Regions from separate parts of the Homo sapiens genome. Here region 2 is linked to region 1. The links are chromatin contacts, found by Hi-C in ENCODE. All regions are on one chromosome and are shown on one strand. The core of a region is the stretch at or near the end of the contact, and the rest is flanking DNA. Distances in the headings are between cores, read along the strand shown. Region 1 overlaps NRAP (nebulin related anchoring protein). Region 2 holds the start of CASP7 (caspase 7).

Region 1 (3,696 bases), core at 588-3,087:
CAACAGGATTAGGTGTCTTGAAAAAAGATTAACACTTACAACATATATATATATATATATATATAGAGAGAGAGAGAGAGAGAGAGAGAGAGAGAAACTAAAATAAAGTTACAAACACAAAACTATAGAGCAGAATGGACAAAGCCATAGAGCAGATTACCAAAGAATTTGAGAACCTTTTAAAAAAACTTAACCTTTTTTTACTTATTATATTTGGCCAGAACCTTCTGTCAGCCAGGCAAAAAGGAGAACTCGGGCTAAATAGTTTTCATTGTTGGATAACGGGGAGCCTGGACTTTCTAATCTGACCCAACTATTTTATTTTAGAAAATGTGTGTGCCACAGTCAAAGCCCTGGTGCTGGAGCTGGACAGGCCCCTGGCTTGGAGGAGGCCACAGAGAGATGGAGTCGTGAGCCTAATGAGGGCACCATATGGGCTGTTTCAGATTTATGCAAAAAGTGCAGTGAAAACACAGAGGACTCTGCCTGGGGCAGGTCCAGGGGTGAAGGAGGACTCAGGGACTTCCACGAGGAGACTGTCCCTAAGCTGGGTCTTAAAGTACATCTGGCTGCCAGGGAGGGGTTATCCGTCATGTGATGACAGTGTCATGAAAGAGAAGGTTTTCCTTTCTGGGAGTGGATGGATGGTGTGGGGAAGATAAAAGAAAGGATTAAGACAAAGATTATAATCCTTAGTCTGAAATATACATTTAGTCCCATTTCAGATAATCTTATGGTAATTTGAGGTTTTCCTCCCATATTACAAACATTGTTTAATACTCCTTTTCTGGTTACATGACACATACCATTGGGGAAGGCAGTACCACTGGGGGAGACAGTACCACCGGGGGAGACAGCACCACCGGGGGAGGCAGTACCACCGGGGGGAGACAGTACCACTAGGGGAGGAAGTACCACCGGGGGAGACAGTACCACTAGGGGAGGAAGTACCACCAGGGGAGGCAGTACCACTGGGGGAGACAGTACCACCGGGGGAGACAGTACCACCGGGGGAGACAGTACCACTTGGGGAGGCAGTACCACCGGGGGAGACAGTACCACTTGGGGAGGCAGTACCACCGGGGGAGACAGTACCATCGGGGGAGGTCTCTACATAGATCTGCCACTGGGTGTGAGTAAGGTAGTGTTCGAGACCTACTGGAAGACAAAGGACTTCCCTGGTTGTCAGTTAAAAAGTGAATATTTCATAACATATGGGCCTGGGAGAGTGGTAGAGTGTCTGATTTATCTAGTGGAAATAAGGATGATGATCATGATATCAGTTGCCATTATTTGGTGCTGACTATGTGCTGGGCACCAGTAAGTGGGCCTGACTCCAGGGTCTGCCATCTTAAAAGGAATGTTTAAACTACCACATGGACATCAGTGAAATACCCAAGGTGGATGAACCTCTGTGAGAATAGGCTCTATGAGTGACCATTGCTGAACCCCACCCATCTGGGGAGGGAAGCATTACTCACTGAAGTTTTTGATGCACCCGGCAGGGTTACCCGGAGGAGTATGAGGAGCACAGGGGAAAGGGCAGCTTCCCAGCTATGATCACTCCAGCATATCAGAACGCCAAGAAAGCTCACGAACTCGCTAGTGACGTAAGTACCATGTAGGTGTGACCACAGAGCCAGAGGCAGAGAAGTGAGACTTTGAAGGCTGTGCTTACTGAAACCTACACACAGATACATTTATTATAGCTGAGCCAAAGTAGAATGTTAGCCCTCAACTCCCATCCAAATTTATGATGCCTGCTTTGGCCCCATTTGTCTGCTTCCAAGGAGATGGACACGGACAGCCAGCATAGCTCGCTTGAGGCCATTGAAGCAAGTACAGAGGCTGGCCAGCCAGAGTGGGGTGTTAGGAGAGTTTTGCCAAATGGCCCAATTAGAAATTGAGTAATTTAGGGGAAGAGCTGATTAAAATAAGTCATATGATTATCAAATTGGGTGTAACCCGGTGATGAAATGATTTTTATTGGCAGAATGTTAGCCTGCTGGCAGTCCTTGGAAGGCAGGGTATAATTAAACTTGGAAAAGTGACATGCTCACTGCAGATCTTAGCATGCCAACTGGAACTTGGTCTCAACAGAACCTAGCATTCATTTCACGCCCCTTGCCATTTTCTTTTTCTTTCCTTTTCCTTCACTCTCTTTTCTTTCCTTTACCAAAGAACTATTCACCTATTACCCATTGACCCATAACAGCACCATCTTTGCCTGAGGAAGGAAGTTAAAAGACATTACTCTGCCCCTCATTAGCAGGGAAATGATGTTTAAACCAAGGGCAGAATGGGTTTGGACTGACAACTTTTGTTATGATTATTTTAAGACTTTTTTTTCCCACGCAGAATTAGAGTATAAAGTATAAAAAGTGTGAAAAGGGCCAGGAAAATTTTAATAACAAAAAAGGACAAAGTAGTTTATAGATTTAATGAAGAGAAAAGGCCATGTGAATTTTTTTTTCTTTCAGAAAATTGTATTAAGTAAATGTTGACATTAAGCCCAGGATAACTTTGGAGTAATTCCCCTCCCAGAGCATGGAAACATCAACTCCAGCCCCGTTTTGTGTTTTTTTTTTCAGATAAAATACAGGCAGGACTTCAATAAGATGAAAGGCGCTGCACATTATCACTCGCTTCCAGCTCAAGACAACTTGGTTCTCAAACAGGCTCAGAGCGTAAACAAACTCGTGAGTGAGGTGCGTATGGGGGAAGAGTCACACCCATGAGCATCACCTCTTTTATCTCCTATAGTCAGTGAATGAGGTGACCCTATAATAAAAAGCTCTGGTTAAAAGTGTGACACCGGCCAGGTGCGGTGGCTCACGCCTGTGATCCCAGCACTTTGGGAGGCCGAGGCAGGCAGATCACCTGAGGTTGGGAGTTCGAGATCAGCCTGACTAACATGGAGAAACCCCGTCTCTACTAAAAATACAAAATTAGCTGGGTGTGGTGGCGCATGACTGTAATCCCAGCTACTAAGGAGGCTGAGACAGGAGAATTGCTTGAACTCGGGAGGCGGAGGTCGCGGTGAGCCGAGATAGTGCTATTGCACTCCATCCTGGACAACAAAAGCGAAACTCCATCTCAAAACAAACAAACAAACAACAAAAAAGGTGACACCACCTATTCTACCCATTGGTTACTGGTTTCAAAGAACAGATATGCGGTAAAATGCAATTTACAAGACAGCCTAGAATCAAACCAATTACATCTTTCTCTGGTGGTTCAGAAGTTACTTCCTAAATCCTCCCAGGGCTGTCAATATTCAAAAGTGCCAGGCAACAGGCTTCTAGTTGCCAGAAAGAATACTGGAGGATCCATCTTTTTAAACAAATCAAACATCTGAAAGATGTTTCAAATGTCAAACCCCTCTCGTTCTCTTATTACTGAAGTCTGAGTTCTGAGAAGCTGTGTATTCCATGTGAATTTCCCTTACCTTACATGCTGCACTGGCTGCCTGAGGGGTGTGTTTTGTTTGGCTTGCCCACCGTTTAAGACGTTTTTATTGTGAGGACTGTTTGGCAAGGAAATATCCCCTGTAGAACCTCATATCCTTCTCATGCCCTAGTGTGTTCTTCACGGCATTTTCCCTCATTTGCATTTCTTATCTGGACTCTGAAGGCATTTGACTTGGCAGCCTCTGGCAACGGGAACAATTATGGCAATTCAAAGCATTCACATAAC
Region 2 (3,706 bases), core at 908-3,407, 33 kb before region 1:
GGTGGTAACCAAGTGGGGAATGCCTGATCTCAGACACGTCATTTCAGTCAAACCAAGACCTGGTTTTGACCTCTTATTTCCTCCTTTCATCATCACAGTGCACCAAGAAAATCCAGACCTATCTCAGTTCTGCCAAGCTGTCCGTAGAGGGTACACATGGCATTATTTTCTCATATCTGTCCCCTTTTTAAGGTCCAGGCTGCAAAGAGCAGTCATTTGAGGGAGATTGCTTATCCCACTGTTAAATATGTCTAACTTCTCTTTAAATAAATTAATACATGAGACACTCAAAGCACTAACAATGATAGGCACATAGTAAGTCTTGGTTAGTCACTGTAACTCTTATTCTTACTATTAGCCACCAAGATTGTCACTGTTTGCAGACTGAGACCTCATCTTAATCATTTTTTTAATCATAGAAAAATGTCAGGTACATGGCAGGCACCAAATCCATTTTTCTTTATAAATCTAACTTAAATGTATTTTCAAATCCTTCAGCCCCTTCAATAAACTGCTGTCCAAACAGCAGAACCAAGGAGACCCAAGAGGGTGGTTGAGAACCCTGAGATCTGGGGCTGAATCAGTTCTTCCACATATTAGCCATGGGACCTCAGAAAAAGTGCTCGACCTCTCTAAGCCTCAGTTTCCTCATCTGTAAAATGGGAAAACAACAGTACCTATGTCACAGGTGGTTGGGAGGATGAATGAAACAATGCATGTAAAATGCTAGGTGGCACAATCTAAATAGTCAAGAAATATTCCCATTATCACCACTGCCCACGAGACTAAGATAATATGCAACTGTCAACCTTTGCCGATATTTAAAAACCACATCCATATTTTAAAAAGATTTTGTAGAGACTGAAAAAAAGTTCCTGTAGTGATTATTTCTAAACATGTTGAACAGGAGCCCACATGTTGGGGCAACTGGTACACAGCTGGGTAAGAAGTCACTGCCCAGCTATTGTCTGAACTTTTTACTTTCATGAAGGGGGAAATGGACTGCAGCTGCTTCCCCTGAAAAGTGACATCATACAATTTGTGACTCACTTCTTGCCCAAATAAAAATCTTCCTAAAGGGCACACAGAGAAGACCTGAAAACCTCCCCCTCTTGCCTCTAGCAGCTGGGAGGGGGAAAGGGAGGCTCTGCTGGGCACTCAAGCGCTCCGCTGCGTCACCCAAGGCTCATGGCACTGCTAGACCAGGGCCTTTACTTTGCTATTGCAGAAACTTTAGCTTCTTCAGAGACGTTAAGTAACCTGTCCAAAGCCACACAGTTTACAGGTGGCAGAAGGTGGACTGTGAATCTAGGCAATGGCGGTACCAAGGGTGAAGGTCAGGCCGGCGAGACCCAAAAGGAGGAAATAGCCTGTAAGTTGAGACAACAGGGAGGGCCACGTCAACTAGCCCAGGAGCCCAGAAGTTCAAGAATAAAGATCTGGAAATGATACACCCACAATCACCCACAAGTAATTTTACTGCTCCATAAACCGCAAAGCTGTCACCTGGAGCCTAACACTCCACACGTCTAAATGTCTCCTGCCTGGTTTCCACCTCCTCAAGGTCCCTCTAAGAGCCCTGCAGCAAGGACGCTCAGCTCCAGTGTACTCAGACTTGACAGAGCCACTGCCGCGAAACGCGTACCATAATCAACTCTGTCCATCCCCGCCAACAGTCTGCGGGGATCACCGTGGTTCCCATTTAACAGAGAGAGGGTTGAGGTCCCACCGCCGGCAGGCAAGGGGTGGGGACCGGAACGCAGGCAAAGGAGCCCTCGCTGTTAGCCGCTGTGCCAGATCACGAGCCCTCCTCTCCTAAATCTCGAATAGTACGAGGTGTCCCCTAGCCCCCCGGCTAGGAGGGAAGGGAGGACAAGCTGAGCAAGGCAAGCGATGGAGAGAGCGGAACGGGCCCTCTTCCCAAAGTTTCAGCGCAGGCCGTCGGGGCCACTCAGTCCCACTCAACCAGGCTCCCCTAGACCACGCTGGGGGCGCAGGGGGGAACTAGGAAGCCGGCAGGAAGGAGGGAGGCAAGGCGCGCACGGCCGGCGGGCTGGAGAGGCGCCGGCCGAGGTGGGGGCTGCAGTTACCGTTCCCACGGCGGTAGGGCGGCTGGGACTGGCACAGTCTCTCTCCGTCGCTCCGCAGCAAGGGTCTGGGGCCCCTTTAGCGAAAGCGAAACTAAAAGTCTCGGCGCTGCGGAGGGAGGAGCCGCCCTGGGTAGGGCCGGGCGGGGCTTGCACCGCCCCTGGCTCGGGGTAGTGCGCTCCGCAGGGGTGGAAGAGCCCAAAGCGACCCGTGTCCCCGCACGCATAGTCCCTGGAGGGCGCTCTCTGCAAAGCTGGCCGCGCGCTCTGCCAAGTTGGCCCCTCGCTCTACAAAGTTGAGCCCGCGCGCGGGAGAACGCGCACAGCAAAGTTTGCAGTTTCCCGGGACAGCCGAGCCGCCGCGGGTTGTTCCGGGAAAAAAACAAATCTGCCAAACTGGCCGCGCTCCAAGTGACCCAAAGAGCGCAGATTTCGCGGCGGCGCTCAGTGATGGGGCGCTCGTGTGGTCACCTCCACTTCCCCGCCCCCAGTGTACACCTCGACCTGGGCCTTCACATCAACTCGGAGACCCCTTTCCCATAGCCAGAGGCTCTCCCCTAGCGAAACCTGGATCCCAGCTGGAACTGCTGGCGTCCCCCTGGGGGACTCCACGCCTACATTAGCATGCGTACCCCACAAGGCTGATCCGCTTCGGGCCCGCTGTGGCATCCACTGTGGTCTCCTAGACGTTGCTTTGCGGGGGGCGCCCTCCTGCGCGCGTGGGCGTAGGACGCTCCCTCAGCTTTGAAGGAAGTACCCACCCAGCAGCCCAGCTTGCTGGTGGAGATGCTGCTCCTGGATCTTTCGGGAAATATTTGTTGTGCGCCCCCGTGTGTCAGGGACTGGGTATGCGGCCGGGAGTCAGTCAAACACGGGAGAGACTGAGCACTTCCACGGATTCTAGTTCACCCCAACCCCACAGCATACGCACACACACACACACACACACACACACACACGGACACACGGATTCCAGTTCACCCTGACCCCACAAAACACACACACACACACACGGATTCCAGTTATCCAGTTCACCCTGACCAAACACACACACACACGGATTCCCGTTCACCCTGACCCCACAAAAGACATACACAGGCATTCCAGTTCACCCTGACCCCACAAAAGACATACACAGGCATTCCAGTTCACCCTGACCCCACAACACACACACACACGCATTCCAGTTTACCCTGACCCCACAACACACACACACACGGATTCAAGTTCACCCCGACCCAACACACCCACACACAAACACACAGATTCTAGTTCATGAAACCCACCACACACACGGATTCATACACACACACGCACCTAGTTCACCCTGACCCCACAACACACACACACACACACACACACACACACACACACACACGTCTTTCTTCACCCTGGCTCAGGGAAGCAACTAAACTCAATCACACTGAGGTGTAAAATATCTGAGAAGAAATTGTAGTTTTATTCATATCAGAGACACAGTATTTACTTTTAGGAACCACCAAATCCTTGCGTGAATGGAGTACATGCTTAGTGGTCGGATACCAGGCAAGAACGCCATCTTCTCTTTCTGTTTGCTTGCTTTCCCGTGGGCCTGAGACTTCAGTATTTGTCGCTCAAAT

The links. A loop is a pair of places that touch in the nucleus more often than their neighbours do.
Region 2: a map of Caco-2 shows a loop between it and region 1 (3-fold over the local background). The contact joins the promoter of CASP7 here to the enhancer-like site in region 1. A Hi-C loop is called at or near these places in 1 of 168 maps with a recorded cell type or tissue (Caco-2).

What each region holds. Positions count from the first base shown.
Region 1 is chr10:113,644,837-113,648,532 of GRCh38, reverse strand. It overlaps NRAP (nebulin related anchoring protein), which reads left to right. Exons shown (of 42, transcript NM_198060.4): 10 at 1,506-1,610; 11 at 2,592-2,708. Among named protein-coding and RNA genes, the nearest start is that of NRAP, 17 kb to the left of the region's middle. Within about 2 kb of position 1,837, at least 3 of the 41 ENCODE cell types and tissues checked have a DNase peak (open chromatin) inside an H3K27ac peak, as active enhancers do.
Region 2 is chr10:113,678,363-113,682,068 of GRCh38, reverse strand. It overlaps CASP7 (caspase 7), which reads right to left and starts at 2,157. Exons shown (of 7, transcript NM_001227.5): 1 at 2,091-2,157. RefSeq lists an enhancer at 1,282-1,571.